2 separate regions of the Homo sapiens genome follow, and region 2 is linked to region 1. A link is an interaction called in ENCODE POLR2A ChIA-PET data of the cell type or tissue named here. Cell type or tissue: GM12878. All regions are shown on one strand. Each heading gives the region's core, and the rest is flanking DNA. Links, peaks and the distances in the headings are about the cores only. Region 1 overlaps TMED8 (transmembrane p24 trafficking protein family member 8). Region 2 overlaps SPTLC2 (serine palmitoyltransferase long chain base subunit 2).

Region 1 (7,857 bases), core at 2,070-4,569:
TAATGGTGGCCTTTGATGAACCAAAGTACTTTTGTGTACTCAAAATTTATCAAATTTGCCTTCCTTAGTCTTTGTATGTCCTGTCTAAGATGTCTTTCACTATATTGAGATCCGAAAATATTCTCCCATATCCTATAGGTAGGTGCTTATGTACTACCTTTCACATACTGTTCTATAATCTACCGAGTTGATTTTTTGTGTATGATGTGTGAGGTAAAGATTACGTTTCTTTACTTTCCTTTCTCTTAGAATATTCAATTGTCCCAGAAACATTTACCTTACCTTACCCACTGCTCTATGTTAACAATCTTTGTTGCAAAGCAAGTGTCCGTATAAACATGTTTCTAAGCTTTTGATTCTATTCCTAGAGCCTGACTACTCTTTAAAAACTTTAAAATAAGTCTTGATGTTGGATGGAACAAATCTTTCCCTGTTGTCTTATTCAAGAGTGTCTTTGCTATTTGTGGCCTTCTATTTCTATATGTATTTTAGAACCAGCTTGTCAAAGCCACCCAAAAATCCCAATTCATGAACTTAGCTGTTTCTGAAGCTGAGTTGCACTCCCTGCAATGACCTACTTTTAGGGCATGGCCTTTCATGGCCCTAACCCAAAGGAAATGGAGTTCACCAGGCTCCCCCTTGACGGGTCCTGAACACTAATCCATTTCCTGTTACTTTAGTTCAAAGAGGCACTTTTCATGACCTTGTCACTCAGCTTCCCCACTCAGGAATCCAGCATGTACCCTCAGGAGACAAAAGAGCCCCAAAATAGACTCTTGTCCTTGGATCTCTATAGCTCTCACATGGATCACAGCTAGGTAATTCTTCATGATCTTTCTATCTCTCCAGTATCTTCCAGCAGATGTTTATATTTCACCCATATTTTCTAATTGTCCCTGATGAGAGATAATTACCTAGTCTGCTATTACTGAAAACAGAAATCCATATTGCCTATTTACCCATATCAATCTGAATATACCTTAGTGAATAAAATAGAAACAAAAATAGTTCTGCCCTCTGCCAGGCACGGTGGCTCATGCCTGTAAGGGAGGCGGAGGCGGGAGGGCCGAGGCGGGCAGATCACAAGGTCAGGAGTTCGAGACCAACCTGGCCAGCATGGTGAAACCCCATCTCTACTAAAAATACAAAAATTAGCCGGGCGTGGTGGCACATGCCTGTAATCCCAGCTACTCGGGAGGCTGAGGCAGGAGAATCGCTTGAACCCAGAAGGCGGAGGTTGCAGTGAGCCGAGATCACACCACTGCACTCCAGTCAAGGCGACAGAGCGAGACTCCGTTTCAAAAAAAAAAAAAAAAAAAAAATTCTGCCCTCTCTCTGTCATTGATTAATAATATCAGTTTATCTACTATGTCTATCCCCCTTTGGCTTATCCTGTCCTTTGGATCGTAATGAAGACTTCAAAAAGGTTAAATTTTTAGACAGAAATGAAACTAGCACAAAAATAATGAAAGACAGTAGTGGATTTAAAGAATAACAAAATTAATCTCTAAGGAGACTTATAACCTTTTATAAAAAAATTCACTGAGAGAAAAAGGTCTAGAAAATGTCAGTTCCTGATGAGCAGAAACAGAATACAGACCTATAGAAAGGCTCTTATTTAGGATATAGACATAGTGAAGTCTCATGCCAAGTTTGTGTGTGTGTCTATCTATGTACACATATATTTATATATTTTAAAGACTATTTTTATTAACTATTTCTGAATAATTTATCCACATTATTCAAAATTCAAAAAGCATATAAGTATACAGTGAAAAATTTCCTCCCATGTCAGTCCCTACCTCCAAAAGCAATCAATGTTATTTGGTTTTGTGTAGTCTTCCAAAGATGTTTTATGCATATAAAAAAAAGTGTGTGTGTGTGTGTGTGTGTGTATACTTTTTCACTTTTTTACACAAAAAATGGGCATGCTTAGGCGTGGTGGTGCGTGCCTGTAATCCCAGCTACTTGAGAGGCTGATGCAGGAGAATCGCTTGAACCCGGGAGGCGGAGGTTGCAGTGAGCTAAGATCACGCCATTGCACTCCAGCCTGGGCAACAGTGCGAGACTCTGTCTCAGAAAAAAAAAAAGGTCGGGGGGAGCATGCTGGACATACTACTGTGTACTTTGTTCTTTCCACTTATATCTCAAAGACCTTTCCATAACTGCACATGAAAAGCTTCTTCATTCTTTTCTACAGCTGATTAGTATTTCATTGGGTGAATATTCCATAATGTATTACCATTACAAACAATGCCATAATAACCTTGTATCTATGTCATTAAACAGGAGAATAAATAAATCTATAATTCCTGGAAAGAATGAGTCAAAGGGGCATATATTGTAATTCTGATGGATATTGACAAGTTGCCCTCCACAGAATCTGTACCAATTTACAATCTCATTAGCAAAGCATGAGAGTGTCTGCTTCTGCACACCGACCAACAAAGTGAGTTAGCAAACTACCAAGTGTAGTTAGGATTTCCAATTCCCTTATTATGATTTAGGTTGAGCATTTTTCACATGGTAAGCACCACTTCTCATAGCATTTTAACAACTTAATGTATACTGGAAAAAAATATGCTTTTGATTTTTTTTCTTTCCATCCCATAAGGAGTTGAGCTTTTGATTTTTAACTTTAAAGGAATGCCCTAAATTATTTTTAATTTTAAAGAATGCCCTAAATTACATAAGAACTACTGGTAAAACAACTTATAATTGGATTCAGAGAGGCAGGAAGTAAGAAAAGGAGAAAGAAAAACATAACTTTATTTCCAGAAGTATAAAGTGTGGGAGATGCAGCGCTGTTTCAGTGAGAGAGAATTATGAGCACAGCCTTTTAGGTTTCCTGAAGTTCTTCAGTGAAATTTAAGCCACTATGCAGAAGAAAAAGCCAATTTTCCTATAGTATAGCTTTTATTATATTAGCCAAATATAAGCCAATTCTGAAAGTATTCCTAGAAGAGATCAGAGAAATCAGGCCAGACTTTGCAAATTTAGATGGTATGTGGGGAAATGTTTTTTATTTTTAAAAATATGTATTCTAGTATATATTAAGAAAAATGGATATATCAAACTAGTAATATCGTAGGTATTATTTAGAATGAAACTTTTAAGTGTCAATCAAAATGTCAATTAAATGTCAATGTCAAGAAAAAATAGTAAATAACTAATACTGTAACGGTATTCTCCAGTGTGGCAAAGTCATTACCATGGTTCCTCAGTGGCCGAAATCTCGGAAACAATGAACGGAGGAGGAAAAATGGAAGCTTAACAATAACTTAATTTATCATTGATGGCCACTAAAGCAAAGGTGAGAGAGAAAAAAGGAACTTCCTTAAAATAACTTATTTTATATTTGACAACTTTTTAAATGTGCATTTTCTTTCTACATTACCAAAGGGTCTGGTTTCAGACATTCTGATCATGCTAGGGATTCAAACTTACTGTGTACTTCGTACTTTCCCTACAAGGAGAACCAAAAAGCAGGTTTTTTTCAAAAGCATTTGAATATCAGGTCAGGGTTCTTTAGAACAGGCCTCAGAGGATTTCCCCCTCAGTAAACAGGCTGCAAAGAGATAATTAGCCTGTCATTTTAGATTCCAGTGCAGAAGAACTAAAAGCAGGCTATGTGGTTACAGACTCAAGAGGCTTAAACGAAAACAAATTAAGTGAGTTTATGTTCCAACCAAATCTAGTGACCATGTGATCCAATTTCTCTTCAGCCCTTGAGTGGGACATGCTCCTGAGAGGTCACTCAGATTGTGCACCTTTGGTTATACTGTTTAGACTGAATCACGACATGAATAATCAACTATCTGACTAATCGACTATCTGGACACTAAAAACACAACCACTGTAAGAAAAAGAAAGCCACAGGCAGACAAAATGTTAACATTTTGACATAAAACCACAATAGAAAACTAAAAAACATCAAGGCTGTTTGTCATTGACTCCCTATTATTCTTACCATTCAACATGGTAGCCACCAAATTTTGAATTTTAATTCATGCACATTGAAATAGCCACAGATATTATATATATATATATATATATATATATATATATATATATATATATATTTTTTTTTTTTTTTTTTTTTTTTTTTTTTTGAGACAGCGTCTCCCTCTGTCGCCCAGGCTGGAGTGCAGTGGTGCAATCTCGGCTCACTGCAACCTCTGCCTCCTGGGTTCAAGTGATTCTCCTGCCTCAGCCTCCTGAGTAGCTGGGACAGATATGAAATATTTTCATCACTGCAAAAAGACTTATTGTAATATTCTAACTTCTACCTTAGAACCATGAACAAGTTTACCTGACCTGTTTCCATCCTCAACATCTAAATGTATTGATAGCTCTGGGGGACATACACACCAAACTAAGTTCTACTGCTGACTTCAGGATCACAATAGAGTTTTATTTTCCTTTAAACTTAAAAAAAAAACAAAAACAAAAACAAAAAAACCTGCCTTTAAGTGATGCAACAAGTATGCCTCAGATAGTTTCATAATTAAAGAATGATTTATCTCTCCTCTGGGGAACTGAAGAACCCAGGTGCCTCAAATAAAAGACTATTAAAAACAATTACAATGCATAAAACAATAAGAACACCATGACCACTGGAGAGCTTAGTTCATAAGAACATAAATCCTTTCCTTCCTTTTCACCAAAACCTCAGCTAACAAACATGAAGACACTCAATAGGTATTCTCTGCAGAGAACACTTTTAAAAAACAAGTTATGGTTATTCTGGATAATGACACATTCCTGCTTTGAAGGAATAAGATACACCAAAAAACCAAAACCCTTAACTCAACAATACCTGATATGGCTTGGATGTTTGTTCCCTCCAAATCTCACGCTGAAATGTGATTTCCAATGTTAGAGGTGAGGTCTGGTGGGAGGTGACTGGATCGTGGAGATGAATCCCTCATGAATGATTTGGCATCATCCTCTTGATGATAAGTGAGTTCTCACTCAGTTAGTTCACCTGAGATATGGTTGTTTAAAAGAGTCTGGGACCTCCTCCCGTCTCTCTCTCTCTCACTCCCAACTCTCGCCATGTGACATACCTGCTCCCCCTTTCAGTATGATTCTAAGCTTCTTGAGGCCCTCACCAGAAACAGATACCAACACCACACTTCCTGTACACCCTGCAATACCATGAGCCAATTAAAACTCTTTTCTTATAAATTACTCAGTCTCAGGTATTCCAAATGGACTAACAGAACACCTGAATATCCAATTCCATTTCTTACTGCTGTTTTCTCTCTGAAAGGGTGAGAGAAATCTCATTAAATTTCATTCTTTCTTAGAGCTCTATTGCTTACTCATTGTATCATTTTCTAGAGGAAGATGGCAGAAGGATCCAATCAAACGAATTCCAAGTTTAAAGCAGTTTTTTGGGGTTTACGCCCAAGCCTCTGGTCCAGGCCAAATATAGTATTTCCACACTGCTTTGGAAGCCCAGCTTAACTCTAACACAGCGTTCCCAAAAGCAGCACCACTGACATCTGGAGCCAGATACCTCCTTGTTATGGGGATTGCCCTGTGCCTTGCAGGATGTTTAGCAAACATCCCTAGCCTATCCTCACTAGATGTCAGCAATAGCTGCCACCAGTTGTGACGAGCAAAAATGTTTCCAAACATTGCCATGCCCTGGGGATACAAAATCGTACCTGGTTGAAAACCATTGCTCTAACCCAAGGAACATTCTTGGTTATCTCAACCCTAATTCTTCACATTCATTAGATGCTCATCCAGATCTCTGCATTCAGACTTTCTCTCACCATCAAACTCAGCAAATATTTGCGAAACCTCTAAAACACAACATCAAGGGCTCTAGATAAATAAACAAGCAAGAGAGATTCCGTTCCTAACTCCAAGCAGGTTTCTTAGTAGATAAAGAATTGTAATAAAAGACGCCCAATTATATAATGTTTTGAATTGTTAATTGTTTCTCCCTGAAATGGATCTCTCATCTCATCAAACTGAAAACACCTTGAGGACAGAGACCATAACCTGTCTGCGAGTACCAATACTTGATTCATGGCCAATAAAAACAAACAATTATAGACTTCATCATAACAAGATGACAATTTCATCCAGACAGTAAAAACTTGCGCTAACTTGAACAGGTAAGTTAACCTTTCTCAGCTGTAGTTTGTTCCTCTGTAAAATGGGAAGAAAATGATTGTTGACATGACTAAATCAGAAAATATAAATTTTTTTCCACCTCTGGCACAGAATAAGCATTCAATATCTGTAGGTTATCATTACTATTATTTTATTAGCAACAAATCCTACCTCAAGAGGAAGAGCTTGCTCTGGGCTACTATAATAAACCCCTACATGACATTAAAAAAAAAAATTATCACCCTGCATTCTGAGGGTAAGAGGAAGGAAAGTAAGCATCTCTACCAATGTCCTGGGAGGAAGTGAATGCAGGAATGAATTAGATGTCAGGGGGAAAAAAAAACACACTCATCTATCTAAAACGCGTGGGTACGTTTGCCATAAACACATGAGAACCTAAAGGGGAAGTAAAAACATGCTTAATTTGTAAATACTGGCGCATGCAAGGGACAAGTGTTATAAGACTTACCTTTCTGTGTTTACTTGCTTAGTCTTTTAGACATTATGCTTAGAATTTCTACTGCTATGTTAAATATATGCCAACGATTTTTAATTTAATACAAAGCAGAGTTCGTAAGAAAAAAAGGCAAAATTTGTCAGGTGTTTTAAAGTAAAAGAATATAAAATCATGGGAAAGAGCTGGGTGAGTTGTGTGTGTGTTTGAATAAGGCAGCATTATGAGAGGGAAGATACTTGGGATCAGAGTAGAAGACAGAAAAAGGCACCATGTTGGAAGCCATACATCCAAGAACACCTCTGGCGGCACAGGAAGTTCAACTGAACAAAAAGAGACCTTACTGTCACAATGGTTGAGACGAGTATAGTGTGTACCATGGACTATACCCCAAATGCCTTAGACAAAGCAGCTCAAGTAATCCTCACAATAATCCTATGAGGCAGATATTTTTAGTAATCACATTTTACAGATGAGGAAACTGACGTTTCAGACTCCAATCCAGGCACCCTGGCTCCACAGTAGTGCCTCAACCATTATACTTTATGGTGTCTATTTTAATTTCAGACCTAGAAAATTAATTTATATTTGCTACTTAAATAAGACAAGTTCTCTCCCCTCTACCCTTTCGTATTTCAAAAGAGCATCCTTTCAGTTGCATCGTGTGTGGTGTTCAGGAGGCTGAAAGAAGAAAGTGTGATGGATGGACTCTTTTGTCTTTGGACACTGAAATAATACACACGGAGGAACTCGCGTTAGTAGAAATGGAGACGTCGTCCTGGACAAGAAGAGGATGAGGGTCTTGAGAATGAGGGAGGTAGGCCAAATTTTTAATTCCTGCTCTTGCTTTGGCTACTGTGTTCAAGCAAAAGACCCCAGACACTACCTATTTCAACTCTGCTTTTCATTTTTCCCACTCTAAGCGATGGAGAGGATGGCAGCAAGGCCAGGGGGCCTATGTGCAGGAAGGCTAGGGCGCAGTGGGCTTCTGGCAGAGGAAGGCAAGGCTGCCAACCCGGGTGGGGGCCGAGAGGCGCGTGGTAAGGCTGGGGCAGGGGACTGAGATGGGGATAGGGTGGGGAGCCAGAAGCAGGGGGCGGCGAGGCCAGTAGGGTTCGGGTCGGCAGTCTAGATGTGATTAGCAGACGGAGGTGGGACCCGAACCCCGGCTGAAGCTGAAACTGAAGCTGAAGAGGCGCCAGGGGCAGAGCCACCCTGTCACTACCATTTGGGCAGATCTCAGAAAGGAAGCGGGGCAGGAATCAAGGCAT
Region 2 (7,857 bases), core at 1,852-4,351, 210 kb after region 1:
CAGGAGTTCGAGACCAGCCTGGCCAACATGGTGAAACCTCATCTCTACTAAAAATACAAAAAGTAGCTGAGCATGGTGGTGCATCTCTGTAGTCCCAGCTACCAGAGAGGCTAAGGTGGGAGAATCACTTGAACTTGGGAGGTGGAGGTTGCAGTGGGCTAAGATTGTGACACTGCACTCCAGCCTGGGCAACAAAGCGAGACTCTGACTCAAATAAATGAATAAGTAAACAAACAAACAAATACAATGTTAAAAATACAAAAAGTTTTCCAAACTATTCAATCCATGTAAGTAAAAACACTCTACATATCATCCTTAAATCATTTGAGAAATCAAAATATCCAGAAATAAATTTGGATACTTGATTCTGATAAGTGGCATAATGGAAAGGATAGCTTTTCTTTTTTTTTTTTTTTAAAGTCAAGACCAAAAATAAAACAGACTAAACTTTTGTATACTGTTTCTTATCAATAGGAGTTATTTTTAAAAATAAAGAAGCCAGGCTGGGCGCGGTGACTCATGCCTGTAATCCCAGCACTTTGGGAGGCTGAGGGGGACAGATCACTTGAGGTCAGGCATTCGAGACCAGCCTGGCCAACATGGTGAAACCCCATCTCTACTAAAACAAATACAAAAATTAGCTGGGTGTGGCGGTGCATGCCTGTAGTCCCAGCTACTCGGGAGGCTGAGGCATGAGAATTGCTTGAACCTGGGAGGCGGAGGTTGCAGTGAGCTGAGATCACGCCACTGCACTCCAGCCTGGGTGACAGAGCGAAACTCCATCTCAAAAAATAAATAAGCCAAATTTTCTTCTGAACTATAATCCAACACAGTATCAAATGTAATAGAAAGATATATCTTAAAAAGCTCAACAATGAAGAATATGTAAGGAAACCAATCATATTGTATCCTCAGCTGCTACTCCTATTTTGAGAGAATACTCAATTTATAATAACATATTTTCTCAAATGAAGAAACCCTTTTGTAATTGTTGTCAAATAATTTCCCAACCAAGACTCACTTGAAGGACCAGTTATAATCATGAGACTGTCTCTCCATGATGTCCACCCTGGCTCCAGGCACACTACAGATTGGCCGATTCCAGTTGTCTCTTATCCTCATGTACAGATTCCTTGTATAAAAGTTTTCAAAATCTTGATACAATGACACAAAGTCCTGCCAAGAAATGGTGACATACCATAAATTTAACTGAGTTACTTTATTAAAAAATTTTTTAACAGATGACATGATCTTTTATTTATGTAAATTTATGGGGTATAAGGGCAATTTCATTACGTGCAAGATTGTGTAATGGACAAGTCAGGGATTTTACGGTATCAGTCATTCAAATAACACACATGGTACCCATTAAGTAATTTCTCATCATCCACCCTCACTCCCTCACCCTTCCAAGTCTCCACTGTCTATCATTCCACTGAGTTACTTTAAAAACAAACTTTACAACTTCCATTTTCATACTGTAAGAGCACCTGAGAATGAGAGGCCACTTATATTTAATTAACTGCTAAATCAGGACAGGCTTGGTGGCTCACGTCTGTAATCCCAGGACTTTAGAAAGCCAATGCAGGAGGACTGCTTGAGCTCAGGAGTTCGGGACAAGCCTGGGCAACATAGCGAGACTCTGTCTCAACAAAAACATTTTAAAAATTAGCCAGGTGCAGTGCACCTGTAGTCCCAGCTACTCGGGAGGCTGAGGCAGGGAGATCCCTTGTGCCCAGTAGATTGGGGCTGCAGTGAGCTATGATGGCACCACTGTACTCCAAGCTGGATAACAGCAAAAACAACAACAAAAAAAACCCTGATGTATCAGGAAAACATCTGGAAAGGCATCAATTCTCTATGATTATTTTAACACAACTCTTATCAGATAAAAGTCACTTAACTTTAATAGTTGACATATATTACATGGTTTCAAATAACTGACTTCATGAATGTAGAGCACAAGAATGTAAATTAACAAAGTAGTCCTCATAAAAATAAAATGTAGTCATACAATTCTGTCATTAAATGGTTTCCCTCCCTAATAATCTCAAAAAGACGGCTCTTCCCTCCCCACAAGCCTCCTCCCACATTAATAGATTAGGGGAAATGCCATAAAAACCACATAATTCCAATTTCAACCAAGAAAAACAATTCCAAAATTAAGATTCCATCCTTTGCATATTTTCAAGGATCAAAATGAAACAAATCCAAAGAGAAAATAATAAACAAGAAACACTATAAAATAGGATATAGGGGCCGGGTGTGGTAGCTCACACCTGTAATCCCAGCACTTTGGGAGGCCGAGGTGGGTGGGTGGGAAGATCACTTGAAGTCTCAGGAGTTCAAGACCAGCCTGGCCAACATGGCGAAACCCATCGCCACTAAAAATACAAAAATTAGCTGGGCATGGTGGCGGGTGCCTGTAATTCCAGCTACTCGGGAGGCTTGAGGCAGCAGAATCGCTTGAACCTGGGAGGCAGAGGTTGCAGTGGGCCGTGGTCACTGCACTCCAGCCTGGGCAACAGAATGAGACTCCATATCAAAAAAAAAAAAAAATGGTTATAGGAAGCCACCCACCTTAGGTTCTTTTCCCTTTAGAAAGGAATTTTTTAAAAAAGAAAAAAAAAAAAAAAAAAAGAGGCCAGGTACAATGGTTCATGCCTGTAACCCCAACACTTCGGGAAGCTAAGGTGGAAGGATCGCTTGTGGCCAGGAATCTGAAGTGACAGTAAGCTATGACTACACCACTGCACTCCAGTCTGTGCAACAGAGCGAGAACCTGTCTCAAAAAGAAAAGAAGGCAGGACACAGTGGTTCATGCCTGTAGTCCCAACACTTGGGAGGCTAAGGCGGGAAGATCACTTGAGCCCAGGAGTTCAAGACCAGCCTGGGCAACATAGTGGGACTCTGTCTCTACAAATAAATTTTTAAAAAGAAAGAAAAGAAAATACATTCCCAAAATGAATTCCTATGCTCAGGAACTTAACCCTTCCTCTGAGAGATTAAGTTGTACTAAAACTTAAGTCTGTAAAAAATCAAGTCACAGCGGAGCAGAAATGCTATGCCTGGTGTGGTATGACCACTACTCAGAACACATGTGACCAGACCATATGAGATCTACTTAAACTCTTGAATGTAAAGGGTAAACCAAACAACAAGAAAACGAAACTACAGTTTTTACTGTATCAGCCAACTACTGAGTTTATAACCATTAGATCTGGGCTTGGTGCCAATATAAATTAAGCTGTTAACTAAATCAGTCAAAAACATTGAAAAAGCTTAAGCCTTATTCTGTAAAAGATTTTCATTGCTAAAGAAGGCTGCATACAACTCTAAAATTAACAACTTTCTATGACACCGGACTCTCAAGTGCCTATTGAATGAGCCTCCCAGTAGATAAATCTTATAAATAAGGCTGAGCAAAGTCAGAAGCTACTCTAAGAATTTGCAGTACCTGATACCATCTCTCTTTTTTTTTTTTTTTTTTTTTTGAGGCAGAGTTTCACTCTTGTTGCCCAGGCTGGAGTGTAATGGTGTGATCTCGCCTCACTGCAACCTCTGCCTCCCAGGTTCAAGCGACTCTCCTGCCTCAGCCTCCCAAGTAGCTGGGATTACAGGACTCTGCCACCATGCCCAGCTAATTTTTTGTATTTTTATTAAAGACGGGGTTTCACTATGTTGGCCAGGTTGCTCTCAAACTCCTGACCTCAGGCGATCCACCCACCTCGGCCTCCCAAAGTGCTGGGATTAAAGGTGTGAGCCACCATGCCCAGCCACCATCTCTTTTACAACTGGTTCTAATAGTTAATTTTCCTCAGGACAGAAAATATTCATAAATAACATGTCTATCACAATTGGAAATTTTTCATTTAAATGGCATGTCCATTTTGATAGCCTTCCAACAAGTATACTGGTTGAATGAAAATAGGAATAGAGATATCCAATTCTAATTAAAACTTTTTATTTGGCTGTTATTATCCATGCATTTATTTCCCAAAGGAAAAAACAAAAAGTAGTCTTCAATCCTTTTCATTCATGTAAAAAAGGGTAACAGTACTAACGCTTCTAATGAAGGAAATGACAGTACTGATTATCTCATTTCTTTTTTTTAATTAAAAAAAAAAATTTTTTTTTGAGACAGAGTCTCACTCTGTCACCCAGGCTGGAGTGCAATGGTGTGATCTCGGCTCACTGCAACCTCCGCCTCCTAGGTTCAAGTGATTCTCCTGTCTCAGCCTCCCAAGTAGCTGAGATTACAAGTGCCCGCCACCACACCTGGCTAATTTTTGTATTTTTTAGCAGAGACAGTGTTTCACCATGTTGGTCAGGCTGGTCTTGAACTCCTGACCTCAAAGGATCTGCCTGCCTCAGCCTCCCAAAGTGCTGAGATTACAGGCATGAGCTATGGCGCCCGGCCAATCTCATTTCTTTATAATCTTTCTAAACACTGCACATTAATGTTCAAAGTATTAACTCCAATATTAAGAGAAATATTTCCTTACAGACAAATTTTTATTAGCAACAAAAGCAATATTTTTTGTTTTACTATATAAAACAGAAAAACCTTAGAGTCTGCTCCAAATACCAGAGGGATTATCAAACCCCAAGATAGAAAAAAGACTGCAGGCCAGAATGAAGTAGAGCTTCACCCCTCAGCCTTGGGCTAAACAAAGAAAACCAGAGGCACAGCTGTCTGGGATTAGGAAGGAAGCAATGGGTTCCAATTTCCTGAACAAAGAATTGTGCCTGCCATGGTCAGGCATTTCCATCTCTCCTTAACAAGTGATTAAGTCACAGTAGCACAGGGTAAAGGAGGAGAAGCTGTCACAACCAGGGATGTTAGGGACCAAAAGCGGGTGGCATAGAATGGTAGGAGAGAGGGACTTACGGCCGAAATCTCAGCTCCCCTTTACTCCTTAGCTAAGCTCCAGGGTAGTAGCTCTGATCTCAGTCAGTAGGTTCAGCAGAAAGATTTGATAGGCATGGCTGGGCGCAGTGGCTCACGCCGTAATCCCAGCACTTTGGGCTCAAGGCGGGTGGATCGCTTGAGCCCAGGAGTTTGAGACCAGCCTGGGCAATGTAGTGAAACTCTGTCACTACAAAAAATACAAAAATTAGCCAGGTGTGGTGGCATGTGCCTGCAGTCCCAGCAACGTGGGAGGCTGAGGTGGACAGATCACTTGAGCTCAGAAGGTTGGGGCTGTAGTGAGCCAAGATCGGACCACTGCACTTTAGCCTGGGCAATAGAGTGAAAAGCTGTCTCAATAAATAAATAAATAAATAAATAAATAAATAAATAAATAAAAATAATAATTTTAAAAAAGATGAGAAGGGCAGCAAACCAAACTCCCTGCAGCTTAGCCATGAAAAAAAGGAGGGGAGGGGTCACTACTTGCAGTTCCAGTTCTAGGCAATGGGAGTGTATTTCCAAAAATATCAGGTTAACTTTAAACACTCTAAGACCACAGTTAAACTAGGGGGGTAATCTTTTCATTCATTCATTCAAATATATCTTAGTGAGTACTCGATACATACTGGGTTGTATGCCAGACTTTCAGGATACGTTAAAGAACAAGACAGTTCTCTCCGCAAAGAGTGATAGCCCCACTATTCCGACCCTCATTCCCCCATCTCCACCACTCTCTTCCTCCTCCTCAGTTTGGTCACTGTGAAGTGACTTTAGTTAAGGCTTATGTAATACTCATCATCATTGACCTAATACTCAGTTATTGAACATTTACTGAGCAGTACCTTCCAGGCACTAAACTGGGCACTGGGAATAAAAATGAGTAAGAACAACCTCTACACTCCCTAAGAACTCTTAGTGTAGTGGAGAAACACACAAATAAATACAATATAATAAGTACTATAAAAGAGTGTTTGTCCAGAGAAGGAGCGAATACCTAACTGATAAGGGAGTGACAATGGTAAAGTCAAGTCCAAGCAGCCTTAAGGATATACTCATAAACATTCTTCCTGAAGATCCTCACAAATCCCATATCCTAGCACATGTAAGGAGAGGGAAAACAATACCTACTCGCGACTAAATGCTGGATCACTGGGCTTGAAATACTCCTCACTTAAGAGCCTTCTCAACTCAAGAGAACAACTCAAACTCTTGGATTTGCTGCTTAGAGATCAATGAAGACCTTATCAAAAGTAGTCTAGGGACATCTCAATAAGAAGCCAATAAATATCCTTTACTGGTTAAGCCTATTTAAGGTAAGCCTTCTAGAAAATATCCCATATTGTTTAATATAATATACATAAGTACCACCTATTGTAGCACCTATACAGGCATTAAGAACACAGGGGGCAAAGCTGGATGCTATCACTTTTTGAAGTCCACTTTCTAACAACTGTCCCTTTGTTAAGCATCATTCTGGTCCAACACAGATAGTCAAATATGTTTACATGATGATGATAAAGATGATGAATAATCACAACAGCAGCAAGAGTGCCCATCTACTGAGTATTTATGACATACCAGGCACTTGCCAAGTGCTTTACATGCACACATATTTATATACTTATATATGTAAGTATGTAAATATACATACTCTGCACACTCTTAAGGAAGATATTTCTTACACTTTCAGAAAGGCTAAATGGCTTTCCCACTTAGGAAAGCAGCCAGAGGCAGAGCCAGGAACTGATGATCCAGGCCTTCTAACTTTACTCTGTGCTCCCAACCCCAATGCCACACTGCCTCTTATTTGGTGATGCTACTAAATCAATCTGAAATACTTTGATAGCGTTCAAAGCACTTCAAGACCACTGTGCTATTGTCCTTCCCATTCTTTTCCTATGTTCTGCATATGACCAACACACACATAACAAACCCCCTACAAGACACACAGACACACACACACACACTTAGGAGATGGAAGGCTAAAAACTGTATTTCCTGGACACCCTTGTGATCGGGTTGCGGATGTGATGTAGGGTCTGCCAGTGAGAAGCACATACAACAGCTGGATGGCAGGGGCCACGCTTTGCACCAGCGTAGGAGGCAAGCCCCTGCAGACCTCAGTGCTGGGTCGGCACCAGCGCGATTCTATGTGCCACTGCCTATTCACCAGCCTCTGGCAGTGCGACAGTTGTGATGCCAGCACTCAGAGTACTCACGGCAGGAGCAGTTTCCTAGTTTGGGGTAGCTGCCCAGTTAGGGGAGGGAGGCCCTAACCTCACTGCTCTCGCCCCTCCACAAAGCCATAAATGCCTAATTCTCTGTTGGCTTGAATGACCTACAGTGTTTTTGGTAACTCTACCAATAATGTGACGATTTCAACAACGTGGTCATTATAATTATTGTTGAGAAATAGATGTTTAATAACTTATTAGATGTATTTTACAGAGTCACTGAATAAAATTTAAATTCTTTGTCCAAGTCACATAACAATGCAGTGACAAAGCCAAAACTGAGACTAGTATTATTCCAAACTAACACTATTAGTGGTAGTGTTACTACTAATTCCATTAAGAATTCTCAATGTCAGTTCTAATTTAATAACTTTTACTTATTTTAGAGTCTGGGGCACCAATCTCGATATAACAAAAGACAAAATTTCTCTCAAACATGAGCATTTGAGGCAAACAATCACTGCTTTGATGTTAGGATAAAAAGCTTGGAAAACATGCTTAGAACTGTCTCAGTGTCTTCTCAAGGTCAGGATGATTTAAAGTTCGACCCTTGACCTATGCATCCAGTGCAGGGAAAAAAAACTGGGACAAGTAAACCAACTCTAGCAGTCTTTAAGGAACAAATTTATTTCAGCTTTACTTTTATTCAAAACTTGCTAAGTAAAGGAAAACGTGGGAGAAAAATTTAAATCTACAAAACTATAAAGTATT

The links. Peaks named below come from ENCODE experiments on the same cell type or tissue, not always from the same donor. Only the 100,000 strongest peaks of a DNase experiment are listed, where the experiment ranks them.
Region 2: POLR2A ChIA-PET joins it to region 1 with 10 read pairs; 2 of 35 experiments call an interaction of 5 or more read pairs at or near these places.

The regions. Positions count from the first base shown.
Region 1 is chr14:77,368,872-77,376,728 of GRCh38, forward strand. The region is part of intron 1 of TMED8 (transmembrane p24 trafficking protein family member 8); the gene reads right to left. Among named protein-coding and RNA genes, the nearest start is that of TMED8, 4.3 kb to the right of the region's middle. RefSeq lists silencers at 3,586-3,635, 7,801-7,857. In GM12878, for the core only: no CTCF peak of the experiment used is centred there; a DNase peak (open chromatin) is centred at 3,590; H3K4me3 peaks cover 1,235 bases; H3K27ac peaks cover 1,778 bases.
Region 2 is chr14:77,577,934-77,585,790 of GRCh38, forward strand. It overlaps SPTLC2 (serine palmitoyltransferase long chain base subunit 2), which reads right to left. Exons shown (of 12, transcript NM_004863.4): 3 at 1,022-1,176. Among named protein-coding and RNA genes, the nearest start is that of SPTLC2, 35 kb to the right of the region's middle. RefSeq lists a silencer at 5,919-6,119. In GM12878, for the core only: no CTCF peak of the experiment used is centred there; a DNase peak (open chromatin) is centred at 3,188; H3K27ac peaks cover 537 bases.